Regions from separate parts of the Homo sapiens genome. Here region 1 is linked to region 2. A link is a loop called in an ENCODE intact Hi-C map of the cell type or tissue named here. Cell type or tissue: CD4-positive, alpha-beta T cell. All regions are shown on one strand.

Region 1 (5,000 bases), 510 kb after region 2:
AAAAGCATCTTCCGTTTTGACTGAGAGGAAATGGGGAGGGGATGTGGTGCAGCGTCAAAGGCAGGGTCTGCTGACGAAACTTGGTGGTGGTGTTTCTCAAACAGAAATAGGACATTCTCACTCTCCGTGACACTCAAACTCCAAAGTTTCGGCCTGGGTGGTGGTTGCACCTGTCACTGACGACCTCACTTGACTTTGAGTTAAGCTGCCCAGGCAGCCAGAGCAACTGTGCCCTGGAAGGCGGCCCTGCCATCAGACAGACATGTTTTTCATATATTCCTGATTTTCATGTAGTAGTTCACTGGACATTTACTGCACACCTACTATATGCTAGGTGCAAGGGATTCAGCAGTGAATAAAACAGTTGCAGGTCTTGCTCTCAAAGACCTTTCAGTCCTGCAGGAGACAGAGGCAATAGAGAAAGAACAGCTTACTTGCATGTATAATTAAGATTTTTGCTGTGACGTTAAAGTTCAGAATGCTGTGAGACTGTACAATGGGGCAAAACCTAATTTAGATTGGGAGACCAGCAAGATAAATGAAACAGGAATGGAGTTCAGATGAGAGATGAAATAACACTGGACTGAAGTGGAGACAGGCTTTCTTTTTTCCTCAAACACCTCCCTTCACATCCAGGCATAGACCACTGGAAAAGTAGTTGCCCTGCTTCCTGATATTACTGTCCTCTAAATACACACACTTTGTGTACCCCCTCCATTCATTTCCACCCCGTCAGTCATTCTTGCCTGTATAAATTTCAACTTTAGCCACAGCCCTGGCCTCACTTCTTATAAAGCCTGCTTCACTCTTCAGTTCTCCAAGTTCTCTCTTCCTTTAGGCCTTTTTTTTTTTTTTTCAGGGTGGTCTGGACTGCTCTTTCAACCTGATTCTATTTGCCCATGTGGCATGTTTTGTTAATCCCATGGCCATACGTATGCTGGCATGTCTATAGTCCATCTGTGCAAATAGATGATACGTAGCATTTCCTCAACCAGAATACTGAGGAGCCTATGCAAATGAGCCATAATAGATCTTATCCTTCAGCCTGCTCACTTGAATGAGTTAAAACTGAGATACAGAGTAGTTAAAGGGGCCCACCAGTCACTGGACGAGAGTCTCAGACTATGATCATGTCTTGTTATTTTATCTTTATATCTCTTCAGGGCATTTGTTCCAGAGTCAGAATGCAATAGATGTTTTCTCTTTGATTGTTTATTCCTCGAGTTGGCCCATACATGTACTATCCCCTGTTCTTCCATTACTCATTTCAAGCAGTAGCTGTAGCATCTGTATTATTTAGCTCCTCTGTATGACTTGATTATCTTATCTGTCAAATGGGTATAGTAATTCAAATCAACAAACATTTATTCAATACTTACTATATCTCAAGGACTTTGCAAAGCTTTGGCGGGGGGCGGGGGTGGGTGCTGCAATAAGCCTGTTAAGATAGATCTGTACTCTTGCCTTAAGGAAACACACAGTGGTAGAACTTGGTAAAGGAATAACTACACTATAGCAAAAATGTCTATAATAAAGGAATATGCAACATATGGGAACACAGAACAGAGTAACTATTGCCTGGGGTAAGTGGAAAAGCTCATTAACACCTTCTCTACTTACCTTGAGTTTGCATTATGAGATTCTAATGAGATCATGCAGTGAAAGTGTGATGAAAAATGGAAAGGATTGTGCATGAAAACTACTAACCAAATGGATGGCAGTGTGATATGGGAGACTTTGGAGAGAGGTGAAAGAAGAAAGTGGTGGCTGCGACAAGAGGTTTGGACAGCATCTGTTCTGATGAACCAGTAAGTCTTACACACAGATAAAATTCAGAGGCATGGCTATAGACCATCTGAGCTACAGCCACCCCAGCTTTAAATTAAGATTTTGGCCACAGGAATGACCCAACCTCTTCATTCCATTAACATAGGTGAAAGCTCTGTGACCTGGAGTATTTGTCACCATTATCCTCCCATTGGAAGAAGATGATTGGGAAGACTGGAATTAGATGAGCGGAGGGAATGCTGGTGGGAGTGGGCCTTTGGAATGGGAAGCCCATAGCTATGACCATCTTGTCAGAACTAGGAGCCCTGATGGGCTAGTGAGAGAGTCACTTCTCTCTCCTTGTCCCTGCATCTGTAATCATGGAGATCTGAATGATGTGTTGTTTTGAAATAAGTGGTTTGCAAACATGAGCAGCTGTCATAATAATGAAAGCACAACATTCAGAAAATTACTCTTTGGTTAGGATTGACAATAGTTTGGGTCAAAGGACATTGCCCAAAGCAAAATAATTATGTATGGTGCAAGTCTGACATCATGCTAGGAGGCATTCTTTAAAAACCAAAAACAAAAAACCCATTTGTGTACCGTCCTTGACTCTTGGTTCTGCCCAAGCTCTAGAGCGACATCCAACCTAGCCCTGAGAATAGGAGAGAAAAGTGACAACAGGGCACTCTCTGCTGGTGAGGCAGACCCACTACAGCTCATTGCCAGAGTCTCTGCCTCTGAGCCAAACCTATAAATCTCAGGAACATCTACAAGAACTGTTTTCATGTCCCAAGATGTAGAGGGATATCTTCTGCTTGCTGAGAAAACATTCTGAGGATCTTGCTGGGCTCTGTAGCAATAAAACAGGCAAGTACCATGTAGTCTTTCATAAATGGCTCATTATTGGAGTGAAAATGAAGCAAGAATAGCCCCAGTGTAAATCACTGTGACAAACGAGTAACTAAACTAGCATGAGGGCTCTCTGTCTTATACAACTGTCTCTCTTCCTCCTTTGCTTCCTCCACTTAGCTAACATTAACCAGCAAGGGGTATTCTTTCTTTGAAGTTGAATCTGTGGTATACTGTGGAAACAGCAGCAATTGTGGTACCCCCAAACCATTAGTGGGGTCTCCTCTTTGTGGTTCTGTGAGCCTTCAGGAAGTATAAATGGAAAGAGGAAGACTAGAAAGGAGATAATTCAAATAACCTGTTGTCTTCTCACCCCAGGAGGGATGCCTTTGCTACTGACCAATACACAGATGTTGCAGTGGCTGTTAGCACAAGTCTCTGTGTGAAAAAGGGTTGTGATCTCTGAGCCCATGACTGGAGCTGTCCTCTGCTCAATTTTATGGCAGTACTGCATGATACCTTAACTGTAGTAAAAATGAAGGGAGGTCTGTACAAACAACAACACCTCAATGCTGTCTGTCTGGATTTATTTATCTTTGACAAAAGCTGACTTGAGATACTCAAAGCCAGCTGGAGATGGCTCCACTGGAAATTCAGCAGGACGGACTTTCCTAGCCTTTGCCTGGACATCCTTGCTTACCTATAGGATCCTTTTGGCCTGATCATTTGTCTATGCCATGATGCAAAATACCAGGTTAGAAAATGGAGTCTCTGGCACCCCCCATTTTGCAAATAACAGGAGCAGGCCTGTGATTACTGCAGCAGAAGTTTAAAGCAATGAATACTGGATGGATCATAGGTTGAGCCTGTGGTGGGAGGGTTTTGCTGCATGCATGTGCTTTAGCTACTATATTCTTTTTCACCTAGTGATTCCCTCAAAATCATTCTTTGGTTATGGCAAAGAATGTATAGTGGCCAATAGTGCATTACCCTCACATAAGGTCTGCTACCACCACCCCTATATCCTTTGTGCAACTTTGAGTGAGCTGGGGAGAAGGACAGGGAAGAAGGAATAGAAGTATTTTTTATGGTGGAGTCTCTCTGCAGCAAAAACATGCTCAGGCAGTTCCTGGGCCCCAAAGGATGCAGAATCTGGCACCACCTTACTTGAAGCAGAGCGTACAGTGTATTTTTCTTCATAGATAGCCTGTAAAGCTCTGCCAATAGGCCTATTTTTCTCAGGGCTAGTGACTCATTTGGGGCAGTGAAGCAGGAGTGAATCTCATGGACAGATGGTGACCTCGTGTTTGGAGGACACCCTAGAGGGAATCAATCAGACCAACATTTTTCACTTTTTTTTTTTTTGCAACTAATCCAATCCACGTATTTTGAACATTTAAGTAAATTGCATAGTACACACTTTTAACTAAAACATGCAAACCCAATGTCAGTAGTCATCACATCATCGCAAACAACTTTTGTAACCAATTCAATCTTTGTCCCTTTCTTTCTTTCTGACAGATTCTCACTATGTTGCCCAGGCTGGAGTGCAGTGGCGCAATCTCGGCTCACTGCAACCTCCACCTCCCGGGTTCAAGCCATTCTCATGCCTCAGCCTCCCGAGTAGCTGTGACTACAGGCGTGTGGCACTACATCTGGCTACTTTTTGTATTTTTGGTAGAGTTGGGGTTTTGCCATGTTGGCCAATCTGGTCTGGAACTCCTGGCCTCAAGTGATCTGACCACCTTGGCCTCCCAAAGTGCTGGGATTACAGGTGTGAGCTACTGCATTTGGCCCAGCCTGATTTTTTATATTTTAATGCTCAGATAGCTCCTGCCCAATAGATACTGCAAATCAACATGTTAGCATACTTGTTTATAACTTAAAGATCTCCTGAAACCATCAATGGGAAACTTAAGAACATGACCTGTCAGGAGCATACTGATCCTCAAGGGAGTTTTCCCATTGCTCAAGTGATTCTCCTGCCTTGGCCTCCCAAAGTGCTGGGATTACAGGTGTGAGCCACTACACCCGGCCTCGATTGCTCTTTTGAGGAACATTCTGTCACCATCGAGAATTTTCCCCATAAATCCTCAGGAAAATAACTTATTGAAAATGTTCCTTGGTCAATGCCCATTTCTTAGTCAATGTCCATGAATGGGTGGGGGACTTGGGCAGGTTACATTGACCAAGTTGGCATATGCATAACTTGTCCTAGATACTTGATTATGTCTAGGCATTAGGCCACTAGGTAAAGTTGCTAGACTGCTCCAAATGACACAGCTACCTTTGACTCTCCCATAAAGATCTCCCCGTGTGTAGATTACTCATGTTGAGAGTTCTGAATGCTGCCATTCAGCTGGGTATCTGGTCTACAC
Region 2 (5,000 bases):
TTATTGAAAAACCTTTGTAATGTGATGTGGTGGGTAGGTGGGGTTGAGGATGGAATTTGAATTCCAGACTAAGTAGCTAGGAGGTAAATGTGTTACACTGCCAGAGATAATGAAAAACAAACAGCACCCTGGGAGCCTAAGGAAGAAAGGATTAGTGCCTCTCAAAAAGGTGTACAAGGTTTCACAAAGGTGTGAGTTTTTAGCTGGGCTTTGAAGGAGGAACTATCAGGCAGACAATAACATTGCCATAGGTAGTGAAATGGAAATTAAATTATGGTTTTAAGTATACCAAAATTTCCTAAGAAGGCAGCATTATTCACAATAGCCAAAAGGTGGAATGAACCTCATTATTCACAATAGACAAAAGGTGGAATGAACCTGTGTCCACTGAATGGATAAGCAAAATGCAGTATATATACAGGTTGAGCAGCCCTCATCTGAAAATTTAAAATATGAAATGGTCCAAAATCTGAAACTTTTTGAGTGCTGACATGATTTTCACTGGAGCATTTCAAATTAGGGATGCAATTGGTTAAGTATAATGTAAACATTCCAAATCTGAAAAAAAAATCCAAGATCCCAAACTCTTCTGGTCCCAAGCGTTTCAGAAAAGGGATACTCAATGTGTACAGACAATGTTATTTAGCCTTAAAAAGTAAGGAAATTCTGACACATGCTACCTCGCAGAGGAACCTTGTAGACATTATGTTACACAAGCCAGACACAAAAGGACAAATACTACACGCTTCCACTTATATGAGGTACCTAGAGTGGTCAAACTCATAATGAAAGGAAGCAGAGTGGTGGGTGACGGTGGCTGAGGGAGAGGGTAACGGAGGAGAGTTCGTGTTTAATGGGCACAGAATGTCAGTTTGGAAGATGAAAAGAGTTTGGAGCCGGACACGGTGGCTCACGCCTGTAATCACTTTGGGAAGCCCAGGCGGGGGGATCACCTGAGGTCGGGAGTTCAAGACCAGCCTGACCAACATGGAGAAACCCCATCTCTACTAAAATACCAAATTAGCCGGGCGTGGTGGCGCATGCCTGTAATTCCAGCTAGTAGGGAGGCTGAGGCAGGAGAATAGCTTGAACCCGGGAGACGGAGGTTGCGGTGAGCTGAGATGGTGACACTGCACTCCGGCCTGGGCAACAAGGGCTAAATTACGCCTCAAAAAAAAAAAAGTTTGGAGATGGGAGAGTGGTGACGGCTGCACAACGAGGTGAATGCACTTAGTGCCACTGGACTCTACACTTAAAAATGGCTAAAATGGTCAACTTTGTTATGTATATTTTACTAAAAAAGAACTTCAAAAGCCATTCCAAACTGCTGACCCTTCATCCTGGAGGCCGTGGTGTATCTGCTCCAGGAAAAATAACCGGTGGGTGAGGCAAGCCAGGGAGGAGGTTGGGGTTATGAAGCTAGGAGCCCAGAGGCACAGAAAAAAAGAAGAGTAGAGAAAGGAAAGGAAGGCCAGAGGGAAAGGGGAGCAAGGGACCCAGAAGAAGGGATATGGTGAGCTACTCTCTGCAGGGCAGGGCTCCGCCCCCCAGCAGCTTTCAAACCACAGTTGACGCAGAAACTTTCATCAGCACAAGAGGCGAGGGTGGCCCGTGCCCTGCGAACCCCCAGCACCATGCTCCCGGCTGCGTGGCCCAGCAGGGCACCGACGAGATTCAATGGCACTTCGGCCTCCCACTCGACCTGGCCGCACCCAGCGGCCCAGTTACTATACTCAGCGAGCCCAGGTTTCCGCGCCGGTCACCGAGGGCTGTGCAAATACCAGGCTCGCGGGGTGGTGAGCATCAAGTGACAGAAGCAAAGCGCTGAGCACTGGGCACGAGCGTCTTAGGGCTCGAGATGGGTTTTACTCCAGAAAAACCCAGCCTGTCCCAGGCTCCTCGCGGCCGCCGGGCTCGGAGCCTAAAGTTGGGGGGCGGGCGGGGAGGCGCTTCCCGGACGCGCGACCCCCAGGTTCCGGAACACCCGCCGCCCACACGGCACCGCCTGGCCCAGACGCCGCAGGCTCCGGAGGCGGGCGAGGCCCGGGGCGCTCGCCGACTTACTCCTCCAAGAAGTCCAGGAACAGTTTCTGGCACTTCTCGGCCACCTCGTCGCGGACCTCCAGGTGCTGGCTGCCGGCGCCCGGCTCCGCTGCCGCCGCGAGGTCCATATTTGCTTAGTGCCGAGGATTCGCCTGCGCCACGCTCGACCGCCACAAGTCGCTTTTTTCCAGACGCTGCAGCTTTGCGCGCGCCGCCGCCGCTTCCGCCCCGCCCCCTCTTCCGACCTGCACGGCCGGAACCAATCGTGACACAGGAGCTGGAGATTTCGCGCCAAACCTGACCAATGAACGGCGCCTCTCCAAGAGCCCCAGCCCACGGAAAGGGATTTCGCGCCAAATGCAAAGCCCTTCTGGAGAAAGCCCATCTGCCTTTGCGCCTGCGCAGTGTAGCCGTGGCCCGCGGGTATTTTTGGCTGCTGGAACAAGTTCGAATCTGAGGGTTTTGTCCGAGTGGTTTTTCAAATGTTCTTTAAATCATTCCACTGATATTAATTGAACGATCGGAGTAAGACTCTATGGAAGAGAAAAATGAGTAAGCCGCTTCTGCTGTCTAGTTAGAGGAAATAATGGAAACCACAGTATAAAACCCTGTAAAAGAGTCAAAGAGATGTCTAAACCTTGCATGGGTAAGGTGGCACAATTATTGTGGTGGTGCTGACCGAGGAAAATCAGCGAAATATTTGACATTGGCCGGGCGCGGTGGCTCACAACCTGTAATCCTAGCACTTTGGGAGGCCGAGGCGTGTGGATCACCTGAGGTCAGGAGTTCGAGACCACCCTGGCCAACATGCAGAAACCCCATCTCCCCTAAAAATACAAAAATTAGTCGGGCGTGGTGGTGCACGCCTGTAATCCCAGCTACTCGGGTGGCCGAGGCAGGAGAATCGCTTGAACCTGGGAGGAGGAGGTTGCAGTGGGCCGAGATCGTGTCACTGCACTCCAGCCTGGGCAACACAGTGTGACTCCGTCTCAAAAAAAAAAAAAAAAAAAAGAAAGAAAAAGAAAAAGAAAGAAATATTTGACACTTTGATTAATCTTTTTTTCTTTTTCTTTTCTTTTTTTTTTCAGATGAAGTCTCACCCAGTCGCTCAGGCTCGAGAGCAGTGGCGCGATCTCGGGTCACTGCAACCTCCAGCTCCCGGGTCCAGGGGATTCTCCTGCCTCAGCCTCCTGAATAGCTGGGATTGTAGGCGCCCGCTACCATGCCCAGCCAATTTTTGTATTTTTAGTAGAGACAGGGTTTTCGCCATGTTGGCCAGGCTGCTCTCAAACTCCTGACCTCAGGTGATCCGTCTGCCTCGACCTCCCAAAGCGCTGGGATTACGGCCGTGAGCCACAGCGCCCGGCCTTAATACCCTTCTTAAAATGCACTATTGGCTTGAGTTATCCTTATGTTTTTTTCCCCCATCTTTCCCTAACCATTTCACTTGGTTTTTCTGCCATCTCTTTGGCCATTCCTGATTAGCATCCTTTGTAGGCGCCTCTCCTTCAGTGAGTCTTTTAAATGTTCTGGTTCCAGAGCCTTCTTTTCCCGTAAAGTCGCTCTCTTGGGCGACCCTTTACACTCCCTTGGCGTTAATTAACATCTGGGTACTGATGATATCTATATGTGTATTTCACCAACCAGTACCTTTTTTTGGCCTCCAAGACATTAAGAGAAACGGGGACCACTTCCATTTTTTGAGGCTTGTTGCATATTAAAAATATTTTTTCTTTCTTTTCTTTTTTTGAGACGAGGTCTTACTATGTTGTGCAGGCTGACCTTGAACACCTGGTCTCCAGCAATCTGCCTGCATCCGCCTCCCGAGTAGCTGGGATTTCCTGCCACCACCAAATCCAACTTATTGAAAAATTTTTTCTTTTTCTTTTTTTTCTTTCTTTTCTTTCTTTCTTTCTTTCTTTTTTTTTTGGAGACAGAGTCTCGCTCTGTCATTAGGCTGGAGTGCAGTGGCAGGATCTCGGATCACTGCAGCCTCTGCCTCCCAGGTTCAAGCAATTCTTCTGCCTCAGCCTCCTGAGTAGCTGGGACTACAGGCGCACACCGCCACGCCCGGCTGATTTTTTTTGTTTTTGTTTTTTTGTTTTTGTATGTTAGTATAGACGGGGTTTCACCATGTTGCCCAGGCTGGTCTCAAACTCCTGAGCTCAGGCAATTCGCCCACCTCGGCCTCCCAAAGTGCTAGGATTACAGGCGTGAGCTACCGCGCCCGGCCTGAAAAGATTTTAAAATGCCAAACAGAGTGGACAGAAGCTCAAGTAATTATTTTAACATACGTACAAATACACTATTCACAAGATATTTACAGAGTTTAACAAAAAAGCTCAATGCTGGCGTGTTGCAGTGTATCTGTAATCGTATGTATTACCTCATTTGAAAATGAACACTCGGCCGGGCACGGTGGCTCACGCCTGTAATCCCAGCACCTTGGGAGGCCGAGATGAGCGGATCACGAGGTCAGGAGATCAAGACCATCCTGGTTAACACGGCGAAACCCCATCTCTACTAAAAATACAAAAAAATTAGCCAGGCATGGTGGGGGGCGCCTGTAGTCCCAGCTACTCGGAAAGCTGAGGCAGGAGAATGGCCTGAACTTGGGAGGCGGAGCTTGTAGTGAGCCGAGATCGTGCCACTGCACTCCAGCCTGGGCGACAGAGTGAGACTCCTTCTCAAAAAAAAAAAAAAAAAAAAAAAAAAAACCCGAAAATGAACACTCAGCCGGGCGCGGTGGCTCATGCCTGTAATCCTAGAACTTTGGGAGGCCAAGGTGGGTGGATCACTTGAGGTCAGGAGCTCCAGACCAGCCTGGCCAATATGGTGAAACCCCATCTCTACTAAAAATACAGAAATTAGCCGGGCGTGGTGGTCGGTGCCTGTAGTCCCAGCTACTCAGGAGGCTGAGGCAGAGAATTGCTTGAACCCAGGAGGCAGAGGTTGCA

What was found. Hi-C counts contacts between places; a loop is a spot of excess contacts. Peaks named below come from ENCODE experiments on the same cell type or tissue, not always from the same donor. Only the 100,000 strongest peaks of a DNase experiment are listed, where the experiment ranks them.
Region 1: a loop joins it to region 2, with 11 times the contacts of the local background. A loop is called at or near these places in 6 of 110 quality-filtered maps.

The regions. Positions count from the first base shown.
Region 1 is chr2:136,382,398-136,387,397 of GRCh38, forward strand. No RefSeq gene overlaps it. Among named protein-coding and RNA genes, the nearest start is that of CXCR4, 270 kb to the left of the region's middle. In CD4-positive, alpha-beta T cell, a CTCF peak has its summit at 2,471; DNase peaks (open chromatin) are centred at 4 and 2,454; H3K4me3 peaks cover 364 bases; H3K27ac peaks cover 510 bases.
Region 2 is chr2:135,874,195-135,879,194 of GRCh38, forward strand. MCM6 (minichromosome maintenance complex component 6) reads right to left here and starts at 2,249. Exons shown (of 17, transcript NM_005915.6): 1 at 2,065-2,249. The coding sequence starts at 2,171. RefSeq lists enhancers at 1,339-1,874, 1,644-1,773, 2,464-2,523 and a silencer at 1,844-2,003. In CD4-positive, alpha-beta T cell, no CTCF peak of the experiment used is centred here; DNase peaks (open chromatin) are centred at 1,577 and 2,347; H3K4me3 peaks cover 2,093 bases; H3K27ac peaks cover 822 bases.